Linked DNA regions of Homo sapiens: all the other regions are linked to region 2. The links are chromatin loops, found by intact Hi-C in ENCODE. Cell type or tissue: natural killer cell. All regions are shown on one strand. Each heading gives the region's core, and the rest is flanking DNA. Links, peaks and the distances in the headings are about the cores only.

Evidence for each region. Hi-C counts contacts between places; a loop is a spot of excess contacts. Peaks named below come from ENCODE experiments on the same cell type or tissue, not always from the same donor. Only the 100,000 strongest peaks of a DNase experiment are listed, where the experiment ranks them.
Region 1: a loop joins it to region 2, with 15 times the contacts of the local background. A loop is called at or near these places in 60 of 110 quality-filtered maps.
Region 3: it touches region 2 in a loop (24-fold over the local background); 18 of 110 quality-filtered maps call a loop at or near these places.

What each region holds. Positions count from the first base shown.
Region 1 is chr12:54,696,229-54,706,282 of GRCh38, forward strand. No RefSeq gene overlaps it. Among named protein-coding and RNA genes, the nearest start is that of DCD, 53 kb to the left of the region's middle. In natural killer cell, for the core only: CTCF peaks have their summits at 6,182 (motif pointing right) and 6,381; a DNase peak (open chromatin) is centred at 6,183.
Region 2 is chr12:54,952,729-54,962,782 of GRCh38, forward strand. TESPA1 (thymocyte expressed, positive selection associated 1) reads right to left here. Exons shown (of 11, transcript NM_001136030.3): 9 at 9,703-10,054; 10 at 8,440-8,539. The coding sequence ends at 8,441. Among named protein-coding and RNA genes, the nearest start is that of TESPA1, 27 kb to the right of the region's middle. RefSeq lists an enhancer at 6,593-6,642. In natural killer cell, for the core only: CTCF peaks have their summits at 5,519 (motif pointing left) and 5,718; DNase peaks (open chromatin) are centred at 3,762 and 5,523; H3K27ac peaks cover 1,863 bases.
Region 3 is chr12:54,717,814-54,727,867 of GRCh38, forward strand. No RefSeq gene overlaps it. Among named protein-coding and RNA genes, the nearest start is that of DCD, 74 kb to the left of the region's middle. In natural killer cell, for the core only: CTCF peaks have their summits at 6,049 (motif pointing right), 6,262 and 7,555; DNase peaks (open chromatin) are centred at 6,018 and 7,608.

The sequences.
Region 1 (10,054 bases), core at 1,201-9,200, 260 kb before region 2:
GATACTTACAGGGAAATGTCTCTTTAAATAGCGTTATTAAAAAATTAAATGTAATAGCTGGTAGAATGGCTATAGTATGTATATTTTGGCAGAGATTTCAGTTGCCTATCTAGTATCCTTTCTCCTCTTCTTCCTTACAAAGAGAAGGAAGTGGTGCTATGCTCAACTAAAATACCATGTTTTCTTATTTTCCAGCCACACTTGCAGATTGGTATATACTACATATCTATAGCCACATCCATGTGATTATGTTCTGGCTAATTCTATGTAAGTAGAAGTGCTGTGTGAGACTTCAGAGAGGGCTCCTGCAGTGGAGCTGATGCAGTTGAACATGCCCTTTTGCGCCCTTCCCTCTTTCTTCTCCTTGTTGCGTGGAACTTGGGCATGAAGGTGGGAGCCCTAGCAGCCACCTTGTGACTTTGAAAAAAAAATTACTCTCCAAGAATGGTGAAGCAGAAAGAGAGTGGAGCCTGGGTTCCTGAGGGCAGTGGTGCCTCCGTCTCAGCCCTGGACTGTCTTCTTCTAGACTTGTTTTACATGTAAGAATGTATGTCTTCAGCGACTCTTCTTTTGGGTTTCTTTACTCAGTGGAATCAAGTACTGACTGATATATAGATCCTTGAAACCACTAGAAGAGAAATAGAAGCAACAACCTAAAACCCAATGGATCTTGCAAAGGTCTGTAAGGGAAGAATAAAAAATACAAAAATGAAGGAAAAAAGCTATGAAAATAATAGACGGTAGAGTCAAAAAGTAAAATCCAGAAGTATGTTTTTTACAAGAGATGCACCAAAAATAAATGAACACAGCAAGGTTGAAAAATAAATGGATGGACAAATATATATGTGAGGTAAATGCTAACCAAAAGAAAACAAGGTTTGATACCATGGAAGGATCAAAGCAGAATCAAGTCCAAGATCTTTAAGTGGTACAAATAATACTGTTTTATTTAGAAAAAAAGGTGTGATTTGCCAAGAAGCTAGAACAGTCACGAACTTTTTTGTACCCAAACTACTTTGCACTGACACATACAAAACAAAATCTGTTAAAAATATAAGAAAAAAACCCAATAATCATAACAGGGGACATTTAAAATATCTCTATTTAAAAAACCAAAAGAAAACAAACAAACACAAAAGAGAAGATTTGAGTACTATGATGAAGAAGCTTTATTATGACTTTGTGCACAATGAACAAAGAATTTTAATTCCCATGGGGCATTAAAAATGGGACATGGATCAATACTAGGCACTAAAGAAAATCTCGATAAACAACTAAGTTTGAAAATGTACAGGTCACATTTTCTAATACAATGCCACAGAAGTAGAATTAAAGACAAAATTCGAAGTAAAACATTTCAAACCACTTGGAAACACTAAAATAAATAAATAAATAAAAGAACAAAAAAGAGCAGTTTTCTGAATATCTTCCTGTCAAAGGGAAAAGTGAACATTCAGTTACTGGCTATTTGGGAATTGACAACATGGACACTTCACATCTTAACATGTGGTTGCAATCAATGTGGTTCTCGGAGAATTCTTCACTTTTAGTGATTTCTTTATTGCAAAATGAGATGTATCAAAAGCAAATAAACCAAATATTTAGTTTAAGGAACTAGAATATAAAGCCAAATAAACTAAAAGAAACTAGGAAGGAATGAATAGACATAAAAGCAGAAATCATTTAAATAGAACACTGCAAACAGAGTGAAACACGGTTCTCAGGAACACCTGTTTCCCTCAGAGGCTCCTGAAGTGCAGCCTCATGTGCTCTGCAGCCTGTGCTCCTCAGGCTGGGAGGGGGAGTTCACAGTCACATTGAGCACCTTGGTCTGTATTGCAGTTTCCAGACCACACAGCTTACTCTGCTCCCCTGAGGCTCCTGTCCTCTGGATACCCCTTCTTATTACATCTTCCTTTCATCTCCCAGTTACTCCCCTTCCTTCATTTAGACTGACTCTTGGATCACCCATCCCACATCCTGCCAACATTCCAGATAATTTTGTTTTCTACAGCTTTCCAGTTCTTTTACCTCCTCTTTTCCAGTAAGTTTCATCTCAACTGCATTGGCAACACACAGGCCTAATTCGCTACCTAAATTTGCTCCATTAATGAAATTCTTCATTTCAATATCACCCTGCCCCTGACTCTTCCTGCCACCTATTCCTGACTCTCTGCCATAGATAATTCATTGATGCCTTTTCTCTCACCTTCGGTGCCTTGGCTTCTCCATCCCTGTCTTGACCACCTTCCCTTTCTGGGTTAGATTTCCTGATTCAATACACTCAATGCACGAAATGTAGAAGTTCTGGTTTATGTGTGGAAAGTGACTAATCAGTTTTCCTCACCTGCCATCAAGATCACTAGCTGATTTATTGCAAATTAAATTATTAATTCCTAATGAATCATCAGGAGCCCTGAGGAGTCATCAGCTTTGAGGAGTGTGAGGATAATCTGGGAAAGCTTCATGGAGGGAGAGGCCTGAGGGGTGGCTGATCCGGGGCTTGTCAGCAGGGAAAGGGGACGTAGAGTGGGGTGGGAACGCCTCTGGGAGCCCTGAGGATTCAAAGGGTGATATAATTTGTGAAGGGGCCAAAATATCATGGAGGTCCCATCAGAATGGATGGAAGAAGTTAGTGCTGGGAATACAGTATGGGTGAGGCTTCCCCTCCCCCTCCCCCTTCCCCACCCCCGCTCCTCCTCCTCCACGGAGTCTCGCTCTGTTGCCCAGGCTGGAGTGCAGTGGTGTGATCTCGGCTTACTGCAATCTCCACCTGCCGGGTTCAAGTGATTCTCCTGCCTCAGCCTCCCGAGTAGCTGGGATTACAGGCGCATGCCACCACACACGGCTGATTTTTTGTATTTTTAGTAGAGATGGGGTTTCATTATGTTAGCCAGGATGGTCTCGATCTGACCTCATGATCTGCCTGCCTCGGCCGTCTAAAGTGTGCTGGGATTACCATGTGAGCCACTGCGCCTGGCCGAGTCCACCTCTTCTGATCTTATTTATGATTCCAGGAACTCCAGGTGGTGAATGAATCCAGAAATCCTCCAGCCTTGCCACATACCTTGGATCCCTCCTGTCTTCTGGCCTTTTCCAGTCAGTTACGCCTCCCTCGAATTCTGAAAGAGTAACTCACAGAGAAAGGGACAAGCTCTGCAGTGGGATAATTTAGGAATCAGAGAGACTGAGGGGTTGAGGAGGATTTATTATTATTTAGGTGCACCCATCCAGTCGGATTACCATACAAAGGACTGAGCCCTGAACAAAGAGTCAGGTTACCTTTTAAGCATTTTGTGGGGTCGGGGGAGATCTGTGCAGGGGGAAGCATATTGCAGAATCAAGAAACAAAGGCAGTTATTTAATTGAGACATGCGTTACATTATTTCTTATTTTTCAAGGAAAAACATGTTTTATGACTTGGGTTTATCTGTCTAGTGACCTTGCAGCTGCACAGCTAGAGAAACAGGGTCTTCACAATGCCTGGGAAAGGGAGAGATAAGGCTCAATAGCCACAGGCAGAAAAACAGGGAGTTAATTTTTAAAGGACTCCACCTCTTTCTCTTTCTCAGGGGGAATTGGGTTTTCTTACATACAACTGAGTTTTTGCTTACACATTCATTAATTTCTTTTAATTCCTGTTCCAGGTCCACAAAAGATACAGGTACAATTAGAGGGAAAAGGGCTCAGAGAAGTTATCCCACCCTTTTCCTTCTTAGGTAGGAAGAGACCAAGGATGTCACTGCTGTCCTTGAGTTTTCTGGGAATCCTGGGGGCTGGGGCCCTGTCTACAAAGGACAGAGGAAGAAGCCCTCCCTGAAACTCTGGTCAGTCAACTGGTCAGTCAATCCTCTGCCTGTCTTGGTAACTCTCTGTGCCAGGCTCCATGGTGGGAGAGAGCAGTGAGGAAACACGGAAACGCTAGAATCAGGACACCCACTCAGAGTGACATTGAGGCCTTTTCTCACCTGATTAAAACTTCTTTTAGCCTCATTTCCCAACCCTATTCCCTCCATCCACTGCTTTCATTCAAGGCACATCCAACTGTTCCTGAACATTCCAAGATGTTCCCATCTCCTTGCCTTTATTTATCCTACTCCCTGTGTCTGGAATGCTCTTCCCACCCTTCTCTCTTGTCAAAAGGCTCTCTGTTCTTAAGGCCTTGCATAGAAGACATCTCCTGTGTGGATTCTCCACGCCTCCCAGGCCTGAGTTAATTATTTCCTTTCCTTTCTCTTGTCAAAATGCTATCTGTTCTTAAGGCCTTGCATAAAAGACATCTCCTGTGTGGATTCTCCACGCCTCCTAGGCTTGAGTTAATTATTTCCTTTTGACACTCATGCACTCTTCAGTGCAGCACTGAGCTCTGCAATTGGCTTGTGTGTGTGTATGTGTGTGTGTTTGCATGTGTGTTGACCTGTGTTGTAGACACTGTGCTCCTTGAGGGCAAGAATATTTGTGTACAATTCTGGCATGTAGTAGGTGTTGAACAAATATGTCTTGAAATGAAAATAATTTTTGCTCAACGATGTCCTGAGGGGATATAGAAATATGCAGGAAGTAGAGGGGCTTGGAGCTGTAGAGGAATCTCAGAAGGGCCGGTTGATGTTGGAGGAATAGAAGAGCTCATTGGTGGTAATGCAGAGAGGGAGGGACATCTTGTATATGTGAAATTATTGAAAGTTAAATGATACAATTCTTGTTCTTGAGGTTATTTGCGCACTTTTAGGCTGGTAATTGAGATAAGGCCTGTGTGTGTGTGTGTGTGTGTGTATGTGCATATGTATGTCTGCAAATGAGAGAGAGAGAGAGAAACACACACACACACAGAGAGAAGACTATCAGGAAAGGATAGGGGAAGACCATGAGTTGAAGTATGTAGCCTTTCTTCAAGCCAATACTGGCTATGACTAATGTGGTAGGCAGAAAAATGCTCCCCCCACTCCAAGATGTCCACATCCTAATCCCGAGAACCTGTGATTATGTTATGTTACATAGCAAGGGGGAATTAAAGTTGCACATGGGATTCAGTTTGCTAATCTAACTGACATTGAGATAGGGGATTATCCAGGATTATGTGGGTAATCACAAAGGTCCTTCTGAGTAAGAGAGGGAGGCAGAGGGTCAGAGTCAGAGAAGGAGATGGGAAGCATAGTCTAGAGTGATGTGATGTGATTGCCAGCTTTGAAGAAGGAAGCGGGGCCATGAGCTAAGGAAAAGGCAAGGAAATGGATTCTCCTCCAGAGCCTGGAGAAGGAATACAGCTCTGCTGATGCCTTGATTTTAGCTCTGTGAGACCCATTTCAGACATCTGATCTTTAGAATGGGGAGGTCTGTGTTGTTTTATTAAGCTGCTAAGTTAGCGGTAATTTGCTAAGCAGCAATAGGAAATGTACAGGGAGGCAGATCTTTTTGGCAGGCTATTTTGTCCAGCAGCATCTCCCTCAGTGAGATTCTCCTCCCAGGGCAAAGCCCTAAGCAGCTCTAAGTTTTGAGCTAATATGGGAGGGCAATTCTGTGACAGCCCCTCATGTGCCCGGCTGGCTCATGGTAAAGACGGTGGGAAAGGAGAGCATATTAACAGGAATAGAGTGCAGCATCTACGTAAGTGCTTAGGACTTGATGAAGACTCATACATGAGGACAGAGTGCTACCATGTATCTAATTCCCTTTCCCTGGGTGCATTTCTTGGTGTGACTTGGAGTCACTGGGTGATCCAGGAAGAGATCTTTTTGAACCTCAAAGTCCTCATTTGTAAATAAAGGGGCTGAATCAGATTTTTCTCAGGCCACTGGCAGCTCAGACCCTAGCTTTGCCCTTCACTCACTCAGTGTCGCCTTTACCCCACCCACCCTTTTATTATCTTGCCTATGACATACTGATGCCATGGGGCCCAGAGACTTCTCTCTGGGGTGTGTGCCCTGCACAGACACCTTTCCTCAAACCCCTGGCTCCTCATTATCCTGGGAGAAAATCTTTGTACAGAATAATTGTCACAAACTATGTGTTTTTACCATATTCCCCAGATTCCAAAAGATGGTACTTCTGATGCAGAGGCTGCTTGCTGCTGGGGTGGAAGAGGGGAAGTACTATATGGAGAGACCTCTCCAGCTTTTTCAGTGTTGATTTTTGCTGTAAATAATTGGTCCTAGCTTATACAGAACAGCAGAGGGTGCTGTTGGACAACTAAATTTTGAGATGTTAGCTGAATGCCTGTGTGAATTTCATTTTTGATGATTCTGTGACAGGTATTTAAAACTGATTACAATTAATCTAGTTTGTGAAATAATTCAAATAAATACACAAGAATATAATAATATATTGAATACCCATGTGACGAACCTACTACTAGATCAAATTTTAATTGTGTATTTAACATTTTTAAAAAAGAAACAGCACAGTATTAATTTACCCTAGAATCCTCTCTTTCCACTCAGAACTACCCACTTTCATTAGTGTTTAATCTCGCCTTTCATGCTTTTAGTTTTTGTTACGTAACCATGTATCCATTAGTTATAATGGATACATTATAGTATCCATTATAACTATATATATAATAGTTATATATATATACTATATATATATAATATATAATCCCATATATATTATACGGGATTGCTTTGCAGATTTAAAATTTTATATAAATGGTCTCACACTTTCATTTTCTTCTGAAACTTGTTTCCCTCCCCGCTACTCTACAGTATACTTCTGAGCTTTATTTTTGGTGCTAAGTGTATCTCTAGTTCATTTATTTAAACTTCTGTGCAATATTCTGTTGTATGAACATAGCTGACTTATCTATTCCTCAGTTGACAAATTTTTGGTTTTCTATTTCTTTCTCTTATTAAAAATACAGGCTGGGCACAGTGCCTCACGTTTGTAATCCCAGCACTTTGGGAGGGTATCGCTTGAGGCCTGGAGTTCTAGTCCAGCCTGGACAACATAGTGAGACCCCCATCTTTACTAAAAATAATAATAAAAAAAAATAGCTGGGAGTGGTGGTGCATGCCTGTGGTCCCAGCTACTTGGGAGACTGAGGTGGGAGGTTCGCTTAAGCCCAGGAAGTCAAGGTTACAGTGAACTGTGTTTGTGCCACTGCACTCCAGCCTGGGCAACAGAGAGAGACCCTGTCTCAAAAAAAAAAAAAAACCAAAAAAACCAGCAAGAATGTTTTTGTTCTTACCTGTTGTGTACATAAGATAGAGTTGTGGGACTGTGTGATATGAACATCTTCAACTTTAGTACACATTGCCAAGTTGTTCTCCAAATGATTGGGCCAAATGCTCAGCAGCGGTGGTGTACAAAATGTATTTGATTTTTCCCATTTGCTCCAACACTTGCTATAATCAGACAAAAATTTTGCAAATACAATAAATATGAAAATGGTTTCTCCATGTTTTAACTTGCATTCCTCTAATTTTCAGTGAGATTGAGCTTCTTTTCATAGGCCTATTGTCATTAGCATTTATTCTTTGAATTTCATTTTACTCTTTTTTGCTCATTTTTCTATTCTCACTTGACTTTGCTTTAATTTATTAGGTTATTAAAGTTTTCTATAATATTCTGACTACTATTCCTTAGGTATATGAGTTGAAAGTATCTTCTATGTCTGTTTCTTGTCTCTTAGATTTATTTATGGTGACAGTTTTGGTTAGTTTTAAGTTTTAACGCAGTCATATTCATCAGAATGTATCTGTATAATTTGGGCTTTTTGAGCCTTGTTTAGGGCTTCTCTACCCCTATATGTTATAGAAATATTATTGTATATATTTCTAAAGGTTTAAACATTTTATTTTTCACATTTAAGGCTTTAATCTACCTGGATTAAAGTAGGCATATAGTTTTATTTTATTTTATTTTTTAAAATTTTACTTTAAGTTCTGGGGTACATGTGCAGAACGTACAGGTTTGTAACATAGGTATACATGTGCCATGGTGGTTTGCTGCACCTATCAACCCTTCATCTGGGTTTTAAGCCCCGCATGCATTAGGTATTTGTCCTAATGCTGTCCCTCCCCTTGACCCCCCATCCCCAACAGGCCCTGGTGTGTGATGTTCCCCTCCCTGTGTCCATGTGTTCTCATTGTTCACCTCCCGCTTATGAGTGAGAACGTGAGTGGTTTATTTACACGTGGACAATCAGTTGCTCTGAAGCCACTTATGAAATAGTTCCTCTTTCCTCAGTAATCTGCGATGTCATCTTCGGCGTATCTCAAGTTTCCTTATATGCAAAAATATGTTTCTGGGATCTCTATTCTATTCTATTAGACCAGAGTTTTTCAACCTTGGTAATATTGACATCTGGGACTGGATGATTCTTTCTTATGGGACACTGTCCTCAGTACTGCAGAATGTTTAGCAGCGTCCCTGGCTTCTCCTCACTAGATGCCAGCAGTATCTCAGTTGTGACTATCAAAAATGTCTCCAGACATTTCCCTTAGCTGAAAATTGCATTAGGCTAATTATCAATCCCTACACCAGTACTAGAGTCTATCTTTTCCCGTCCATTTATTTTTCAGAAATATGTTCAGTCCCATAGAAGGAAGGAAAGGACAACAAGAAAGCAAAGAGAAAACATTACAAATAAAAGGCAAACTTAGATGGAAGAAATAAATCCAAATATGGTAGTCACGAACATGCAAAAATTAAACTGAACAGTTAAAATGCTAGGGAGTCTCATATTGGTTATAAAACCAAAATTTTTCATATCATTAAAAAGAAACACAACTGAAAGCATAGTGACACAGAATGCTGAAAGTAAAGAGAAGGAATTAATATCCCAAGGAAATCTGTAGCTATGTTAATATCAGGCAAATGGAATATTAGATACAAGGGACTATTAAGATAATGTGGGGTGTTCCTTACGAGGAAAAAATACCTTACCCAAAAGACGCTAAATCTGTTTGTGCCAAATCATGTTTCGTCCACTGGATCTGTCCTTCATGACTTTTTCTTTGTATTTCTTTTTATCTTTTATACTGCATTTCAGAAGAACTTCTCACCTTGCTATTTCAGTTCACTAGTTTTGATTTTAATTTTATCCATTTTGCCATTCAGACCATCTTCTTTTCTTTTCTTTTTTTTTTAACTTTTATTTTAGGTTTAAGGGTACAGGTGCAGGTTTGATATACAGGTAAACTGTGTGTAATGTGGGTTTGGTGTACAGATCATTTATTACCCAGGTAATAAGCATAGTACCTGGTAGGTATTTCTGAACCTCTTCTTCCTCCCACCCTTCACTCTCAAGTAGGCCGCAGTGTCTGATGTTCCTCTTCTAAGAGCCAGATGTTCTGGTTGTTTAGCTCCCACTTATGAGTGAAAACATGTGGTATTTGATTTTCTGTTCCTGTGTTTGTTTGCTTAGGATAATGGCCTCCAGCTGTATCCATTTTGCTGCAAATGGTAAGATCTTCTTCTTTTCTATGACTGTGTAATATTCCATGATGTGTATGTACCACGTTTTCTTTATCCAATCTACCATTGATGGGCATTTAGGTTGATTCCATGTCTTTTTTTATTGTGAATAGTGTTACTTTGAACGTACGCATGCATGTGTCTTTATGGTAGAACAATTCATTATTGGGTATATACCCAATAATGGGATTGTTGGGTCAAGTGGTAATTCTGTTTTAAGTTTTTGTGGAATTGCCACACTGCTTTCCACAATGGCTGAATTAATTTACACTCCCACCAGGAATGCATAAGTGTTCCCTTTCCTCCACAACCTTGCCAGCATCTGTTATTTTTTGACTTTAATATAATAGCCATTGTGACTGGCGTCTTTTCAATGAGCCTAATAAACTCTTGAATATTGCTGAGGCTTGAATATTGCTCTGTTTATTTTGTGTTCTCAGTGGTTAGTTTTCTTTTTTAATGCTTAGTATCTCTCCTAATGTTGGTTTCTCCCAAATGTTTGGTTAGTTTTCAGTTGTTGCATATCTGAATTTGAAAATCTGAGCTTGCTTATTCTGTTACTGTCGTCTACCTCTAGTGATGGTGGATAATTTCTCACTGTGGGAGCTCCTCATCCTTCCTGTGAAAGGCAATGCCCCTA
Region 2 (10,054 bases), core at 1,455-9,454:
ATGAATTGAGTAAAGTCTTTGAACATGTTTATCTACATTTGCATGAGAGTCATTATTTTACCTTTTTGAAAATTATACTTTAATATATTTGCCTTCCAAATTGTTATTCCTATTTTTACTTCATTCTTAATAAAATGATATTTACATCCATTTAGTTGCCCAAGAGGAAACCTGTATGCCCTATCTTTCTTTCTGTTCCTTATTCCATTTTTCTTCCCCAAACACAAGTCTAATCGGTCCTGGCTTAGATATTTTACCTCCTGAATATCTCAAAATCTCACTCGTCCTCCCCTCTATTCCCACTGCCTTCAGCTTGTTTCTGATCATCACATTTCTCCCTAGGTTTCTGCAGTAGATTCTTAAATTATTTTCCTTACTCTGCCGGCTTCCTACCCAGTCCATCTCCCATACTTCTACCAGAATAATCTTTCTAAAAGACAAATCTAATCACATCACTTCCTTTGTAAATTTTTCAGTGGATTCCTACCTTAGACTAAACCAAAACACTTAAAATAACATAGGAGACTCTGTTTTATAACTTCCTTTCTATTTATCTTTCTTATTTTCAGTTTTGATCTTTCTCCAGCACATCCCCTTTCTCCCACTAGGCATAAGGTGTAGTTTCCATAAGATATTGTGGTATTCCATTCATCTGTCTTTGAACTTACCTTTCTCTCTGCCTAGAATATCAATATTCTGCTTTTCCTTTTTCTACTCTCCTCAGCCACCTTCTCCCTGTTCAATGTTGGACACATCTGTCCAGACTTACCTTCTCTACATCTTTTTTTATTTACTTTTTTTTTTTTTGAGACGGAGTCTCGCTCTGTCGCCCACGCTAGAGTGCAGTGGCACGATCACAGCTCACTGCAAGCTCCGCCTCCCGGGTTCACGCCATTCTCCTGCCTCAAGCCTCCCGAGTAGCTGGGACTACAGGGACCCGCCACTACGCCTGGCTAATTTTTTTTGTATTTTTAGTAGAGACGGGGTTTCACCGTGTTAGCCAGGATGCTCTCAATCTCCTGACCTCGTGATCTGCCCGCCTCGGCCTCCCAAAGTGCTGGGATTACAGGCGTGAGCCACCGTGCCCGGCCTACCTTCTCTACATCTTTGCCAACACACATCGTTAAAAAAAGTAATGCCATCTTCTGAAAGGTTAATTTCTGGTCCCTATGGCATTTAATGAAAATTATTAATAATTACTGATTCTCTTGTCATGTTTTTCACTAAACTATGAGCTCAAAGCATCCTGTGAACATTTCTGCTTATTCTGTATAATGCTTCTCTTGCTGGTGACTTTATAAGAAGGCAAGTACATTTCAGTGGTGACAAAGGTAGTGAGAGTATTGGTACTTAGCATAAAGGGTCAAGGCACACAGTAAATGAAGCTCAGATCCAAGTACAGGTAGCGAGGCTTGCCCTGATCCACAGTAACAGCCTAAACTTCTGCTCAATCAGGGCCATATGCTCTGATGGAAACGGCCTTGGCTTGGATCTCAGGAGACCTGGGCCTTAGTTCTGGCTCTGACACTAACTAGTTGCATGATCTTGCTAAGTCCTTTTCTTGAGCCCATTCAAGTATAAAATGGATTTCAGGTAAATGAAATCACAAAATGCAAAACCACAGACAAAATAACACTTCTGTATCTTCTTTTCTCTTCCTCAGTCTTCCCTTTATCTATACTGTCTCATTCTTTCTTTGGCTGTGGAAGGCAGAAAGATAATCTTTATCTGCATTGCTTAATCCCCATTTTCTAAGTTGTAGTTCAAATGGATCACCAAGATTACTTCCAAGGCTGCCAAGGCACACAACATCAGGTGTCAACATTCACATAGAAAGCAATGTAAGAATTGCTTTTGAGGATGTGCAGAGAAGAGGAGGTCCTGGCTTCATCCACACCACTTTACACAGTCCTTCTGGTAGAAAGAGCCTCTAGTAATTATACTGTATAGCATTTTCAGAAATATTGTCTCATATAAGTCTTATATAGAGAGATGATGTCCACAGGATTATCCATGCCATCACATATTGCAAGGCTTCCTTTCTTTTAAAGGCTGAATAATATTTCACTGTATATATATGTCTCATTTTCTTTATCTATTCATCCACTGATGGACATTAAGTTTGTTTCCACATCTTAGTCATTGGGAATAGTGCTGCAGTGAAAATAGGAGTGCTAATATCTCTTCAAGATCCTGATTTCAATTCTTTTGGATAATTACCCAGAAATAGGATTGCTACATCATATGGTAGTTCCACTTTTTATTTTTTGAGGAAACTTAGTACTCTTTTCCATAGCCGTTGCACCATGTTACATTCTTACCAACAGTGTACAGAAGTTTCAGTTACTCTACATCCTTGCGAACACGTATCTTTCTTTTCACTAATAGCCATCCTAACAGGTTTAAGGTAATATTTCATTGTGATTTTGATTTGCATTTTCTTGATGATTAGTGATACTGAGAATCTTTTGATATACCTGTTGTGCACTTGTATGTCTTCTTTCAATAAATGATAATTCCAAAATATATGAGAAACTTCTTCAACTTAATAACAAAACAAACAAATAGATCATCCAATTAAAAAAATGGACAAAGGTTGACATCCATCCCTTTGAAATGTAATTATCAAGGAGGGTAGCACCTGTCTCTTCCAGTCTCAATGGGCAGGTGGGCATCTAACTTAAGCACTTTGTTTTAACTTGCAAAAACCACTTCCTGTCTTAAAAATATGAGGTTTATTTTTTTCTTTGCATAAAGCCAATTGACTGACACAGATGGCCACTCCAATTACCAGGTAAGTCTAGGGTGAACTGTGAGTGACAAATGATTCTGTTAAGTCTTCTTACTTGAGGACAAAGTATTGTTTATTTGACAACAGCCATGTAATGGGTTGTATCTGCCTGGCTATGTACAAGGGTAAGATTTCGTTCTGTGTTTGCAATCTGTTTAGTGGATGTTCTGTAATACATATCATAGTCTGCTTCAATGGTATTCAAAAATAAAACTTTCTTTCTTTTACACCTTTGTGGAGTGATTTCCTGGGGTGGGAGGAGATTTTGTTTTTAATTATATTTTCCCAACAGAGGCAAAACAACCTTGGTAAGAATTGTAAATGAGGTGGAAAAATATTCACAATTTCTTGATGTCCTCCCACTATCCCTCCCCCTTGTCTAATCTCTTCTTACACTTCACATCTGACTGTCCCTCTTCAGAATTTATTTTGATATAAAAATGTGTCCAGTATCATCATCTATAAAATGGGGAATAATGAAAGACCTTATGTCATAGGATGAAATGATTTAATATCCATAAGTGCTAAAGATACTGTCTGCTATGTAGTAATCCCTATATATATTGTTATTGGTAATATTATCACATAGGACAATCTTACATCAAAGAGAAGACTGTAGCTACCCAACTTACACAGGTTCCACCAAGTACAAACAGATAGTGCTTTGAGTTACCCACCATTTGGGGGTATCTCAAGCTAGTTTTCTTCTTTGTCTTGTGCTCTGAACGAGCATTCCCACCTAGTCCCTCCTGTCTCTTCTGCTGCCACCAGCAGGGGTGACCATAAAAATGAAAACTTCCACCTCTAGATATGGTCACTTCACAAAGAGAATAAATATTGACCTGTGCTACCTCAGATCTGGTAAAAGAAACAAAAAGAACGACAAAAAAATAAAAACTTTCTCCTTGGCTCTGCCGCTTATAAGTGTGATAAAGGTCAAGTGGTTTAAATGTCAACACAGGAAACCAATAGAAAGGGCTGTGAATTTGACATTTTTGAGCATGGTGGAAATTATGAGGAAAGATGTGGGTCATCCTTTCTCAGGAACTTGGAGGAAGATTAAAACCTCTTTCCCAGCAGAGACTAAATGAGAAGGTGGCAAGTGAAGAAAGCTGTTGGCTGCGGGTCAAGGTCCTCTTTTAATAGAAAAGGTGCCTGTTTGACTTCATTTCGTGTTGCCATGACAATACCACAGATAACGGCAATTTTTAAAGAAAAGAAATTTATTTCTTACAATTCTGGAGGCTGGCAAATCCAAGGTCAAAAGCCTGCATCTGGTGAGGGCCTCCTTGTAGCATCATCCCATGGCGGAAGATGGAGGGGGAAGACAGCGTGAGAGGGCAAGAAAGCAAGACACAGCCAAACTTGGTTTTATAACAAGCTCACTTGAGATAACGAATCCTCTCCCACAATAGTGACATTAATCCATTTACGAGGACAGAGCCCTCATGACCTAGTCACCTCTCAAAGGTTTGACCTCTCAGCACTGCATGGGGGGTTAAGGTTCCAATATACCAACTTTGCGAGACTCATTCAAACCACAGCAGTGCCCTTGTGCTAATTACAGAAAGGCACTCACCCTATGTGAATGAATTAGAAAAAAATGGAGCTCGCTCTTAGAAGATGAAAGCCCTAGAGTTTTTGGATGGCAAGCTCAGTAGGGCTGGATTCTAATTCCCATTTGCCTACTCAGCTGGGTGTCTCTGGGCAATGCATGGGCTGCACAACGCTACACGGTGGCTGGCTGAGTGCTGCTACCACTTCCTATCCACTACTAACAAGTAGTAGTTAATACCTGGAACTTAAAACGACATTATAATGGAAGATCACTAATCTCCAGGAAATAATTACAGACTCTGAAAAAGGCAGAAGTGGGACTATTTCCCAGCAGAACTGAAAAAAATTATCCCACTTAGCTCTGCCTTTGATTGTGGTGAGTGAACTTCCCCCTTCCATATTTATCACACAGGCTTTAATATTGGCAGTACTGAGCTGTTGCTATAGCTCTCTCCGCTTCTTGAGATTTCTTAAAGGGTAATAGAGGAGTGGATTGAGAGAAATAGGTTATAGCTTTGTGAAAAGATGGTTAAACAAATGCACAGGACATTGGAAAAATTTGGGAACTACTGTGACCCCTTCCTCAGCCAAAGACTGCGTCAGGAAAGAAGAGATCTCTTATTCTTCTAGGTAATCATAGAAAAAAATCACAAAATATTTTCCTAACTTACTTGAGAGAAAAAGTGCATTTAATTTATAAAGTTATGCTATTTCATTGATGATCATAAACCATTTTTTGTAAGACTCATAATTATTTTACATTCCACTTAAGGAGGCAAAAAAAGACAACTAAATTGGCTGACACTATGAATTTTAAGGCACAACCTAATTTCAGAGATGTTAAAATGTGGAAAAATGTGTGCCTTAGAATCAATAAAATACAGCATTTTAAACCATTGCCTCTCCTGCTGTAATGAAGCCCCATCACTGGCAGAAAATGGAATCTAGTTAGGTACTTGAAATGTATGACTCCTAGCAATACTTTCTCCCTAGCAATTCAATTCTGATATTTTAAAATACTGACCTTTAGACAAAGTTGGGACAGGTTTGTGAGAGGAACTTGTGTTCTGGGCATTGCATTGCATAGATTGCCCAGGAATGTATAACCATATAAATCCTGCACACAGCCTGCTTTGTGGAACATCTTGGCATTTTTTTTCTTGTGCAAGGCTGACATCTGCTGGACAAACAACACTTAAGCAAAGTGTTGCATTTTAGAGTAAATTCAATTCTTGGCAAGAACCTACTTGTGGAGTATATACTACACATTTTCTGAGGAGAAGTTGCATGTAATTCTTATCTTTGTTTTTTTATAGGTAAGGTGTTTTTTCCTTCTGGCTTCTTTTATGATTTTTCCCTTTACTTGTGATTTTCTGTAGTTTAAAAATTATAAGCTTAGGTGTAGATTTTTGCGTTTTTTTGTGCGTGTGTTTATTCTTTTCGGTGTTCTCTGAGCTCTCTGGATCTGTGGTTTGGTATCTGACATTCATTTGGGGGAATTCTCAATTATTATTGTTTCAGATATTTCTTTTATTTCTTTCTCTCTTTCTTCTCCTTCTGGAATTTCCATTATGCATATGTTACACCTTTTGTAACTGTCCCACATTTCATGGATATTCTCTTATATTTTTTTCAGTCTTCTCTTAGCTTTTCAGTTTTGGTGGTTTTTATAGCTATAGTCTCAAGCTCAGAGATTCTTTCCTCAGCCATGTCCAGTCCACCAATAAGCCCATCAAAGGCATTCCTCATTTCTGTGACACCATTTTTTATCTCTAGCATTTTTTTTACTCTAAGGATTTCCATCTCTCTGTTCATTTGTTCTTGCGCACAGACTACTTTATCCATTAGAGCCCTTATCATTTTAGTTGTTTTAAATTTCCAGTTTGATAATCCTAACATCCCTGTCATATCTGAGACTGGTTTTAACGTTTTCTCTGTTTCTTCAACCTGTTTTTGCCTTTTACTATGTCTTTTTTTTACAACTGGACGCGATGTACTGAGTAAAAGAAATTGATGTAAATAGGCTTTTAGTAATGTGGTGGTAAGGTTTAGGGAGAAGGGAAGCGTTCCATGGTCTTATGGTTAGGTCTCAGTCTTCCAGTGAGACTGTGCCTCTGGATTGTGACTCTCACCTGTGCTTCTCATCCTCTCTGTCCCCTTTAATGGGACGGGATGGCTAGAGTAGGCAGGAGTTGGGTGTTTCCCTTCCTTCAGGTCGGTTAGTCTCTGATAAAACCTCATCCGGTTAGGTTTTTGGTATCTAGTTTCTCCCGAGGGAAGACTTTGTTAAGAGGAATAGAATGCTCTGCTGCATTTCAAAATGGTTCCTTTCTCCCGCCCCCTGCGGGAAACACTAGGGGATTTTTCTCCAGTATTTCCTGTGAGAACATGGTTGAGCTCCTAGAAGTAAGACTCCCAGAAACAAGGGGCCTCCCAATGACTGGGTCTCCCTAGAGTTTTTATTTCTCAGACTGGTCCATGCTGAGCATCCAGTAATTCCTCGGTTATTGTCCGGGTTCTCTACCGTGGTTCTGATTCCTGGGGGAGTTTATGCTTTGGGGTTTTTGCTCTAACAAGTCATAAATCTTTGCATTTGCCTATTTCTCTAATTTGAGGAGAAGTGGTTTGCCCTGTGACCCACTTCTCTGATGGGTCTAGAACGGTTACTAATTTTTCAGTCTGTTCAGGTTTTTACTTGTTGTTTGGGTGGAGTGGCCGCTTCTAGCTCCTAACATGCCAGACCAGCAACTGAAACCATCTGAAACTTCTTGAAGTGCATATGACATATTGATGCCTTCTGCTATTTACCTCTTTTGTGACTAAATACATACATATGATTCATATACCCTGAGATGTAGGTAGTAGGTAAGAGAGAAACAAGAGTGATTAGATTCCTAAAACCACAGAGAATTAGAATTAAAACAGTTAGAATTGTAAATATCTTTGTGTGTCTGAGCAAGTACCACTGAAATTTTGGAGTATTAACTAAGAAAACAATTAGACTAGAAAATGTAGAAAATGGTACCAAGATATCCAAAATAAAGGAATCTCTAAGCAAGATTTATTTACTTAATTCAATAAAGATTTTAATTTATACTATCTGGGGAAAATACCATTATCCCTTATGCCATTTTCTTTGTGGTTGTAGCAGATAGGTGGTTAAAACTACAGAAAGATTAATTTTCATTAGTTTAAATAATAAATTACTGGCCAAACTATTTAAAGGTATAAGAGATATCTCTGAAAAAATTAATACTGAAAAACTCATATCTGGAGGAAAGAAATTTTAGCTGCAATAAATAACAATGTGAAATTCATTTCCTGCTTTGAGGAGGGGAGGGAGAGCTACCTTCATCAGACCACAGTTGCAGAAGGGAGCTCAGACCCTAAATGAGCATAGCTGTGAGGTACATTGAGGAGTCTGCTCTGAGTTCAATGATGTGGGCTGATTAGAACATAGCTGAAAGCAGGTGTTGGGATATTGATTTCCATGGCTGGTCCTCACCTGTTACAAAACTTCTACTACAATGAGTTTCAAACTTCAATATGCAATCAATTATCTAACCTAAAGATCTTGGTAAAACTGTGATTCATTAGGTCTGGGGTGGGGGCTGACAGTCCACATTTCTAACAAAATCCCAGGGGATGCTGATGCTCCTTGTATCTGTACACTACAGTTTGAATATTAAAGTTCTACACAATGTCTCCTGGAACAGCAGTTCTCAGACTGTGATTACCAGACCAGCAGCAATAGCATCACCTGAGAACTTCTTAGAAATGCAAATTCTTTGGTTCTATCCAGGCCAATTCAATCAGACACTCTGGGAGCTGGGATCTGGTCATTTGTATTTTAACAAGCCCTCCAGGTGATTGTGATGCCTGCCAAAGCCTGGGCATCATTGATCTAGAGAGGTATTTTCCAGCCATAATAGAATTACCTGGAAGCTTAAAATAATTAGTCATTGGTTTCCAATTAAATCAGAATTACAGAATGTGGGACCCTTTATTATGGGTTTAAAAAAAAAAAACCTTCCTCATTTGATTACAATGTGCAGCCAGGTTTGAGAACTGCCTGAGAGAGGCCCACTTACTTCACGAGTCTTTGCCAGCAAAAGTCTGGTGGTGGTGGGGGTGCCTGGGTCTGCTGGGCCAGCGACTCTGACTCTGCTCCTCCTCACTGTTGCTTTGCACCTGTAACCAAGATCCCACAGAACTCAGCCAGAGCCAAGGGGGAAAGGGGGTAAGGAAAGGTGCAGGTGGCAGGTAGCTGTAGGGGAAGGAGGCTGAGTGTACTTGAGAGACAGCCTCTTCTGTGGTGTCAGGGACACAGTAATGAGGAAGGCAGGAGCGGAGGTGTAGCTCTACATTCAAGGAGAGGTGACATACATGCAAATGATATTTCAAATAATCACGGCTTCTTTTTGTGGCAAGGATTTAAAAGCTTTTTAAAGAGATCCCAACACTTCATGGAAGTATCTTCCATAGACCCAGGCGAGAGGAGTTCTGAGTCTTAGAGGGTCAGAAGAGTTGGTGGACTTAGAGAACACGAAGAGTTGGTGGACTTAGAGAATGTGCCCACCTAGTCCTGCACTATTCCTTCTAGAACATTCTTTGGTTACCCAGAATCACAAAGTTTGCTGGTCAAATGGCCCCAAGCCGGTTGCAGGAATGTGCGCTGGTTTTGCCTGATGACTGTTCTCTCAAGGGCTGACCTCTCCAGTAGTGTATGCAGCCTAGGCCCAAATGATGACCAATGGCTCTTTGTGTAGGTGGGAGCTTGTGGCATTTGGATGTGCAGGCTCGGGTAACCAAACATGGACATGCAAGGTCCCTTATGGTATAGGACAGGTCTGGGCACTGGAAGATAAGGGAACAGGTCAGGAGCTGGGGAGTGGTTCTGCTCACACTGTCACATTTTAGCACAGAAGTCCTAACAGTCTGAGAATCCTAGATTGAAATCTGGACTTCTGGGTCTTTATGGTTAGATATTTGTCAAGGTAAGGGAGAATTTATTTTATTTAAGAGTGGTTAGCTTTGTGTAAAACTGCTCTCCATTTGTAATCTCATGAGGACCACAACAAATGGTGATGAGAGGTGTACTTAATGGGAACATTAAATGGCAATCAGATCAGGTATTACCAAAGGAGCTCTGAAAACTCGACTGCTCTTAGGAAACCAGGCCTCTGTCTCTTTCTCCCTGTATATTAACCCTGAATTGAAATCAGAAAGTGGTATATCTGGCTAGGACAGGAAGCCTGGATTATTTTTCCCCCAAGGGTTCTAACCCTTCATCTTCTGGGAAAGAATCTACAGCCTTTCTCTGCCAGTCTCTCCCTCACCTCCAACCCACTTACCTCCTCCAAGTCAAAAGTGTCCTGTGGCTGCTGGCTTAAAGACCGACGCAGTTCTGGTCTGTCTACACTCTGCTTCCATTTCTGCTGGGTGATGGACAGGTCCAAGGACTTAACCTTCCTGCCCATGAGATTCTTCTGGAAGAGGCTCTTTCTTGCTCTGCTCTTTCTTTTCCAGAAAGTCTCATCCTTGGCTGGATGGGTTTCCGTATTGGTGGCTGGTAGACTACACAGCTCTCTCCTTATCTGAGCTGGGTCTGTGCTCCACTGTGGATCTTCTATGGGCAGAGAATGTGTGCAACAGGGTACCTTGGGGTTCGAATCCAGAGTTTGGGATGGTGCTAGCACTGTGGAC
Region 3 (10,054 bases), core at 1,121-9,120, 240 kb before region 2:
GAATACACATTTTACCTTAGATTTATATAATTAGGTAAAAAAACCAGAGCAGCTTTTTTTTTTTTTTTTTTTGAGATGGAGCCTCACACTGTCACCCAGGCTGGAGTGCAGTGGTGTGATCTTGGCTCACTTCAACCTCTGCCTCCTGAGTTCAAGTGATTCTCCTGCCTCCGCCTCATGAGTAGCTGGGATTACAGGTGTGCGCCACCTCGCCCGGCTAATTTTTGTATTTTTAATAGAGATGGGGTTTCATCATGTTGGCCAGGCTGGTCTTGAACTTCTGTTCTCAAGCAATCCACCAGCCTTGGCCTCCCAAAGTGCTGGGATTATAGGCATGAGCCACCACACCCAGCCCATTGCAGCATTTTTAATGATCAAAAAAACAAACAACAAAAAACAACCAAACTTAAGAGAACCCACTGGAAGTGGAGGCAATATGGTGAAGATATGGATTTGAATAATGTTTTATATTCAATTTGACTCTAAAAAGACATAACAAACAAGTTGTATTTTCTTTTCTCTCAGAGACCACTTCATTGAGTAAAAGCACCTGATGTGTTGCTTGGGATTTAGGGGTGGAGCTGCTTTGCAACTTGATGGCAATTTTGAAGCAGGCCCGTGTCCCTGAGATTGGCTTGATCCTTCCCAGTGAGGTACAGTCCTTGAACAGTTTCTCTAGTGATATTTTTCATAAGCAAATTTTTCTTTTCTTCAACATCAGGCATAAATTAAATTTATAAAGGGGCAAAATAGCTTGGTTCAATGTTAAGAGGACTACATACAAATAATGTAAATGCTACCTAAATGCCACATAAAGGCAAAGTATTTTAAACAAGTTGCAGTTATCAGCCCAGTTATGATACCATATAACAATAGAGTATGTGATACTGGCTACTTTAACAATAAATGTGTCTATATTCTATGTATGTTAGAAATACTCTTTATATAATACATTAGTCAAATGGAATTATTATACCACAGTGAAAAATTTAATGCTAAAAAGTATATTTGAAGCATTTAAAGGTCATAAACATTTCAAAATATATGAAATAAAGAAACCATAATATCCTTTGTTTCTAATAAAATCTTACTCTGAAGTGTGGTACTTAACGAAGTTGAGAGTTGAGTTCCTCTGATACAATCTCTGATGGATACATGGTACAGAGCCCTGTTCACATAGCCCTCTCCCTAATCCTGGCTTGGGCTGCTCAGAGGTCTCAGGGAAATGCCCAGGGCCTGTGGGGGTAAAATTAGGTAAAAATCTCTCTAGTTCTATGCTGTCATTTAACATAGGAGGCAAAGTTACGCTTTTGGGGTCATATCATTGAAACTGCTTTTGCAAAATTATATCAGTGAGAAAATTATGGCAGTGGGAGAGATCTGATCTAGCCAAGCACCCTTTTGCCTTTAGCCTCCAAGCTGCCTTTAATTATTCTTGGTATAGCTTTGAGAGACATTTAGTTTATAGTTTAATTGATAACAGGCCTTCCCCAAAACTCAATAATCTTTGTAAAGCTAACAAAAGGCCATCAGGTTTGGAGGAGGAGAGAAGCCTGAATTCTCCTGAGGTGTAGACATAAACAATTGCCAGCCATTATTCTGGAGGTCACAATACATGCAACTTCCCTGATTACTCCTGGAAATAACATCACTATTCTAGAATCTCCTTTTGTGATATCTTTTCAGGTTTTTTGCGTGTCTGACACCTGGCTCCATCTGGACCCTCCAACTACTCCTGTGACCCTACCCAGAAGCAACTCAGTGAAAGAGATAGCTTCAACTCCTTATAATTTCATCTCCTACCCAACCAATCAGTAGCAAGCACCTATTGCCTAGCTACTCCCACCCCTTCCCCCAAAACACTTTTGAAAAATCCCTAACCTCTGAGCCTTCGATGAGACTGATTTGAGGAATAACTCCATCTCCCGTGTGACATGGCCAGCCTTGTGTCAACTAAACTCTTTATTGCAACACTGTGAATTGGCTTTGTTTGTGCAGTGGGCAGGAAGAACCCATTGGGTGGTTATGTCATGCGCACTCAGAATCCTCACTGTGATTGGTCTGTCTCAGGAGCTCTGTAGTGTTATGGCCCAGGGTAGGACTTCTGTCAGGAAGTGCCTTCTGTATGACTCTGATTTGTTTGCTGGGTATGCTAGAGAGAGCCTGCAGGTGCGAGAGGGACAGAGAAGGGAAACGAGAGGTGATGAAGGGGAAGGGAAGTGTCAGTTTTACTCCTTATTTAGAGTAATCTGATAAGAGTTTCTTTCTTCCTTCTTTCCTTTCTAACTTCCATCAAACTATACTTTTCAAGAAATTAAAAAAAGACTCACGATATAATATGAGACTATGTAAAAGACTTACTTAAGTCATTAAGGAGGAAACCAGCAGTATAGGAGGGATTGATATACTTGTTAAATTAAAGAAAAATGCTGGAATAAGGTTGCAAAATTAGATACAAAATTGGTTAATATCCTACAGGATATTAACTTTGGAGTAATTTTTTCTGCTGGACAGAAACTCATTTGTGACTTACCAGTCTCCCCCAAATTAACATCTAACTTTACAGAATAATAAATAGTAAGCCAAACAATACCATATTCCCTAGAATCAGATGACCATTGATTGAGCTTGTTAGACAATGTCCTAGTGTTACCAGCAGCAAATTTATGTTAGTCCGCAGCCTACTCAATTCTTGCCTCCCTGGAGGAAAGAATTTGGCCAAGGAGCAGAAGTAGTTTTAAGGCAAAAGGAGAAACGGAGGCAAGTTTTAGAGCAGGAGTCAGAGTTTATTTATCAAACATTTTAGAGCAGGAATGAAAGGAAGTAAAGTACACTTGGAAGAGGGCCACGCAGGCAACTTGAGAGATCCAAGTGCCCAGTCTGGCCCTTGACTTGGGGTTTTATACATTGGCATGGTTCTGGGGTTTGCGTTTCTTCTCCCTTGATTCTTCCCTTGGAGCGGGCTGTTCGCATGCATGGTGGCCTGCCAGCACTTGGGAGAGGCCACATGCCCAGTGTGTCTACTGAAGTTATGCACATGCTCACTTGAAGCATTTTTTCCTTAACAAGCGTTCCTCAAGGAAGGTCAGATACCAGTTAAACGCTGCCATTTTGCTTCTCAGTGAGCATACTTGAGCCCACAGCTGCTGATCACTAGCTTCAGGTGTTTTCTATCTATTGGGAGGCTGTCTTTTCCTGGTGCCAGCTGTGACCAACAATTATTTTAGAGAGACAGTTTAACAACTACCTGACCATCACCTGATGGTCGCCTGACATTTCTTGGTAGGGGGGCTCTCCACTCTGCTAATTACTGTCTAGCTACCTACTCTAACACTAGTACGACTTTGAAAGGGTGCACAGTAGTCTTCCTGTCTTATTTCCAAGTTTTAAATAATTTTTCTTAATTCTTTCTTTTTATTTTAAAATTTCTTCTTCTTCTCCTCCTCTCCCCCTCCTTCTCCTCTCTTCTTTTTCTTCTCCTCCCTCTTCTTCTTCTTCTCTCCTCCCCTTCCTCCCCTCCCCCTCCTTCTGCCACTCCTCCTCCCCTCCTCCTCCTCAGCTGCTGCCTCCTTCTTCTTCTTCTCTCCTCCCCCTCTTCCCCTCCCCCTCCTTCTCACACTCCTCCTCCCCTCCTCCTCCTCAGTCGCTGCCTTCTTCTTCTCTTCCTCCTCCTCCGCCGCCTCCTCCTTCTTCTTCTCTCCTTCCCCTCCCTCTCCTTCTCCCACTCCTCCTTTCCTCCTCCTCTTCTTCCTCTTCTTCTTCTCCTCCTCCTCCTCCTCCTTCTCCTTCATCTTATAATCCTTTCTGAAACTGACAGAGCCCTGTTCTGTGCTCTGAGATACAATGGTGAGAAGGCATCTCCAGAGCTCTAACACCTCTTGCTCTATCCAGCTGTCTTCATTGGGATGACAGCTCTACCATCCAACCCAATCTGGTGTGAGAGGTGAGGACAGTCAGACCTGCCTGATTCTGGAGTCCTGCCTCAGGATTTAGTGTAGTCCATTCATCTGATAGGGGTGCTCTGACAGCTTGGTAAGGCTAGTTTCTGCTGTTAGTTGACAGACTGCCCTGTGGAAGGGTGAGCAGGCATGCCATTTGTTGCTCATAAAACAGCCACAACCAGTAAGTGGAGTTCTTGAGGTTCACATAAATTTATCTAGGTCTTTACCATGTTTTTGGCCCTACATTTGTAAGGCATTTCATAATACACATATCCAATATTCTGCTCGTCATTCACTCTTCCTCTGCCTTTTACCATTTCCATCTCCCTCCTCAGAGTCAGTCCTTGCTCTTTTAAAAAATAATAGCTGTGATTCCATTTTGTTTGAACATTATTACATGACAGAGAGCTTCCAAAATAATTCTTGTGACAGACAGAAAATGTGGTGACAGTGGCTCATTATTTTTCTGTTTCCAGACAGTAATTTTGTTAATTACACTATGCTTTACTACTTTCTGAATAAACAACTGAAGAGCATGAACCAAACATGATGTTACAATTGTGTGAGTTTGCTTAATACCTTTACAGTTTATAAATATTTCTATAGCCAACTTTGCTATAGCTGTGTGAAACCCTGAAATCGCTCTGAAATCAAATGAAGGAGCACCCCAGTATAATGCATATTTTGAATTAAAAACCTTTAGGAATCAATGGGCCCTAGAAGAGACTTTTCTCCTATCTCCATAAAGATCAGATGGATCCATCAAGAACAATTGCTTTTCCTTTCCTTCATTGTTATCTCATTATCTATTAATATTTCAGGAAAGGAAAGAATGTAACCAGACCTGGCCCAACCATTTTGCAAAATAATTCCTGTCTCTCAGTTCGTTCAACTTCCAAAGAGAACCATTTGAAAGTCCATCTCTGTTCCCCCTTTCATTCATTCTCCCAAGTACCCATTCTTTTTCCTTTGGTAATCATTTACTGTCTCTCCACAGTTACTATATTCCCTATCTTCCCCCTCCCCTCTGAAAGAAGATTATATAAGTGTTTGGGCCCCACTGGGAAATTGGGTAATCTCTGTGATTCTCCCCATGCACACGGTTAAATAAATTTGTACGCCTTTTCTCTTATTAGTCAGCCTTATTGTGAGGCAATAATGGTTCGCTAATTTTTTCATTGAAAAGAATTTGCTGATTTTTTTTTTTTCAGTGAACCTTTCTAGGGCAAGGGGGAAGCTTCTCCATGGCCTCTACAGTTTTGGCATAGTCAATAATGGTTCACTGATTTTTTCACTGAAAAGGGTTTGCTGATTTTTTTTTCTGTGAACATTTCTAGGGCAAGGGGGAAGCTTCCCCATGGCCCCTACGGTTTTGGCATAGTTGGCAGAATCATCAAAGCCATTGTGCACTTCTGGAGACCATAGTGAAGGGAATCCAGGACCCAACAAAGTTGGCAAAGAAATGGTAAGAATTCCTTACTGGTCAGCCTCCCAGTTTCTTTCTTTCCATGAACTCTCTGGTCGAGTGAATGGTAAAAAAAAAAAAAAAAAAATCACTCTCTCTCTTTTCCTTTCCAAATTTAAGATTAGTGAGAGAAAACGTTTTATATGGGACTAGTTGGGTTTTAGCAACTCTGGTGTATTTAATTTGGGGTGTGAATATTTATATTGTTTTATTACTGGAAAGGGGTCCCAATCCAGACCCCAAAAGAGGGTTCTTGGATCTTGTGCAAGAAAGAATCTGGGGCAAGTCCATAGCGTAAACGAAAGCAAGTTTACTAAGAAAGTAAAGGAATAAGAGAATGGCTACTCTATATGCAGAGCAGCCCATTTTTATGGTTATTTCTTGATTATATGCTAAAGAAGGTATGGATTATTCATGAGTTTTCCGGGAGAGGGGTGGGCAATTCCTAGAACTGAGGGTTCCTCCCTTTTTTTTTTTTTTTTTTTTTTAGAACATTTAGGGTAACTTCCTGACATTGCCATGACATTTGTAAACTGTCACAGTGCTGTTGGGAGTGTGCCTTAGCATGCTAATGCATTATAATTAGTGTGTAATGAGCAATGAGGACCAGCAGAGGTCACTGTCATTGCCATCTTGGTTTTGGGAGGTTTTGGCTGGCTTCTTTACTGCAACCTGTTGTATCAGCAAGGTCTTTATGACCTGTATCATGTGCCGACCTCCCATCTCATCCTGTGACTAAGAATGCCTTAACCTCCTGGCAATGCAGCCCAGTATGTCTCAGCCTTATTTTACCCCGTCCCTATTCAAGATGGAGGCACTGTGGTTCAAATGCCTTTGACAGTTTGCACTCTTTTTCTCTCAGAAATAGCCTTTTGTTGTTGTTGTTCCATTTTCCTTTGTCTTTCTGTGTTATTCTTTTATAAAGAGGGGTACCACAGGGTAGAACATGAGCCTAGATCCCCTATAAGCCCACTGTTCAGGCTGGCCCTGCAGACTGGTTAGTTTTTTGCTGAGCTGACTAGATGAGCATCTGTAAAGATAAACTGCTTTTAGTCCCTGAAACAAAAACTGGATTTTTTTTTTTTTGGTTTATAACCTTGGGAGCTTGTCTTTGTGACTAAGTGTGGGTACTCTCTTAGTCTCTGCCATCAGGAGGGTATGAATTTTTGGGTTCATGTTAGGTGACCAATCTGAAAAGACTGGGAGTCTGAGACATGTACGATTTTAAGCAGCACATTATTTATACCAAATGTGCCAAGCTTTTAGGGGAGATTTGCCATAAAAGGTCCCATTTTTATGGGACTTTTGTTGTCTTTTGTTACTTTCAGCCTATTTCTGAGAGTGAATTTTTGGGCATTATGGGGACTGCCTCTTCTGTGCCCTCTCCAGAAACACATCTTGCTTATACAGTGACAACCTATTCTCAACCTGGGAAATTACCACCTTGGCTTACTATGAAGAGGCTTATTGGATTAAGTCATTATTGGAATAAATAAACCATTGAAAATTCTAATTATAAGTGGCCAGCAGAGGATCTTTTGAATGAGAAAGGCTTAAATTTAAGGAAAATTTTAAAGAGCTCTCATTCTAAGCATTTGCCTTATTTGTATTTATGAGAAGATCAAATTGAAAGAAAGACATGCACTAGTGTTGTGGCTTGCTTTAAGAACTCTCCTGACAAGATTAAAAAACAGAAATCTAATCTAGAACAAAAGTTAAAATCTGCCCCCAATTTAAATTTCCCTACAACTTATACTCTTCTTTATCCTCAACTACATGTCCCAGACCCCCCGAGAAGATTCTTTGATCATCTGGGCCCCTGGTCAAAATCCCCCTCCTCAAAATCCAGTCTTAACCCCACAGCAAACTTCTGTAATAACCCCTAAAACAATTACACCCCTAATGTCTCCAGAAAATCCTTTAGCTAACCAACTGCCTAATCTGACTTCTGTGTCTCTGCAGGATTTGCAGAAAACACTTGGACCTAATTTAAAGTCCGGATGCATACAGGTCAATTGTATAAGAGCTGACAAGCAAGAGAAACCCGTTAGATAAACCAGGCAGTGCTTGACTTCCTGTGCCATATGATGCTTCTTCCTTTCCAGGCTATATAAGTAACTCCAACAGCTCCAGGCTTTCCTAGGCAGTGCCCCCTGAGAATATATCCACGGCCTCCATGACAAAGAATTTATGTCCCCTAGATGGCAGCAAATCTTCTGAATTACGAAACCCATTTGCTCCTACTTTCAGAAGATCCTACGGAATCAGAGAGGCTAGTAGCCATTTACAGTCTCACTCACAGGGACCTTGACCGGCTACTAAGGGGTGTACTTCCCACCCATCCCACCCATGATTATCCTGTAGTCCATAGACAGGCCAGAAGGCCTGCAGGGGAAAACCCTAAACACAGGGGGAACAGGTGGCCAGATCCTCTCCCTGGCCTCCCTGTGGATGACCAGGAAATGGCTCAGCTAGAGGCTAATATTCAGGGTCTGAGGTGGTGATATTAGAGGCTTTCCCTCCTAAGGTTAATTGGTCTAAGTTCCAATTATGTAACCAGAAAGAGGGAGAACACCCTAAGGCTTTTATTGAGGGGTTTATGCAAACTTTTCAGGGGAATACTGGATTAAAACCCGATGCACCAGAACACAGAAATCTTTAAATTTCTGCCCTTGTTGAAAATCTACTTCCATAATCACACACACACACACACACACACACACACACACACACACATCTAGAACAGTATAGTTGGTTGGGCTAGTCAGCCTCTCTATTAGTCTGTTCTCACACTGCTATAAAGAACTACCTGAGACTGGGTAATTTATGAAGAAAAGAGGTTTAATTCATGCACAGTTGCATAGGCGTAATAGGAAGCATGACTGGGAGGCTTTAAGAAACCTACAATCATGGCAGAAGGTGAAGGGGAGGCAAGCACTTTCTTCACATTGCGGCAGGAGAGAGAGACAGAAAAGGAGGGGGTGCCATACACTTTTAAACCATCAGATCTCATGATAATTCACTCACTATTATGAGAACAACCAGGAGGAAATCCACCCCATGATCCAATCACCTCCCACCAAGTCCCTTCCCCAACATTGGGAATTACAAATCAACATGAAATTTGGGTGGCGACATAGAGCCAAATCATATAATTGCAATCCAGAGCCCTCTCAAATCTCATGTCCTTCTCACATTTCAAAACATAATCATGCTTTCCCAACATTCCCCCAAAGTCTTAACTCATTCTAGCATTAACTCAAAAGTCCAAGTCCAAAGTCTCATCTGAGACAAGGCAAGTCCTTTCCACCTATGGGCTTGTAAAATCTAAAACAAGTTAGTTACTTCCAAGATACAATGCAGGGACAGGCATTGGGTAAATGCTCCCATTCCAAAAGGGAGAAATCGGCCAAATGAAAGGGGCTACGGGCCCCACGCAAGTCTAAAACTCAGCAGGGCAGTATTAAATCTTAAGGCTCCAAAATAATCTCCTTTGACTCCATGTCTCACATTCACGGCCCACTGATGCAAAGCATGGGCTCCCAAGGCCTTGGGCAGCTACACCCCTGTAGTTTTGCAGGGTACAGCCCCCTTGGCTGCTTTCATGGGCTAGCATTGAGTGCCTGCAGCTTTTCCAGGTACGTGGTGCAAGTTGTTGGTAGATCTACCATTCTGGGGTCTGGAAGACGGTAGCCCTTTTTTCACAGCTCCACTAGGCAGTGCCCCAGTGGGGAATTTGTGTGGGGCTCCAACTCCACATTTCCCCTCCACTAGTAGAGATTCTCCATGAGAGGTCTGCCCCTGCAGTAGACTTCTACTTGGACATCCAGGCATTTCCATACATCCTCTGAAATCTAGGTGGGGATTCCCAAACCTCAACTCCTGCCTTCTGTGTATCCATAGGCCCAACACCATATGGAAACTGCCAAGGTTTGTGACTTGCACCCTCTGAAGCAATGACCCAAGCTGTACCTTGGCCTGTTTTAGCCATAGCTGGAGCTAGAGCAGCTGGGACACAGGGTGCCATGTCTTGAGGCTGCAGAGAGCAGCAAGGCCCTGGGCCTGGCCAACAAAACCATTTTTTTCTTCTAGGCCTTCTGGCCTGTGATGGGAGGGGCTGCTGTGAAGGTCTCTGACATGCCCTGAGGACATTTTCCCTGTTGCCTTAGCTATTAACATTAGGATCCTCTTTACTATTGCAAATTTCTGCAGCAGGCTTGAATTTCTCCCCAGAAAATGGGTGTTATTTTCTACTATGTGGCTGGGCTACAAATTTTTCAAACTTTTATGCTCTGCTTCTTCTTAAAATATAAATCCCAATTTCAGATTATCTCTTTGTTCATGTATTTGAGCATATACTTTTAGAAACAGTCAGGTCAATTTTGAATGCTTTGCTGCTTAGACATTTCTTCTGCCAGAAACCCTAAATCATCTTTCTCAAATTCAAAGTTCCACAGATCTCTAGGGGGTGCAAAATGCCACCAGTCTCTTTGCTAAAACATAGTAAGAGTGATCTTTACTCAAGTTCCCAATAAGTGCCTTATTTCCATCTGAGATCACCTCAGCCTGGACTTCATTGTCCATATCACTATCAGCATCTTGGTCACAAGCAGTTGACAAGTCTCTAGGAACTTCCAAACCTTCCCTC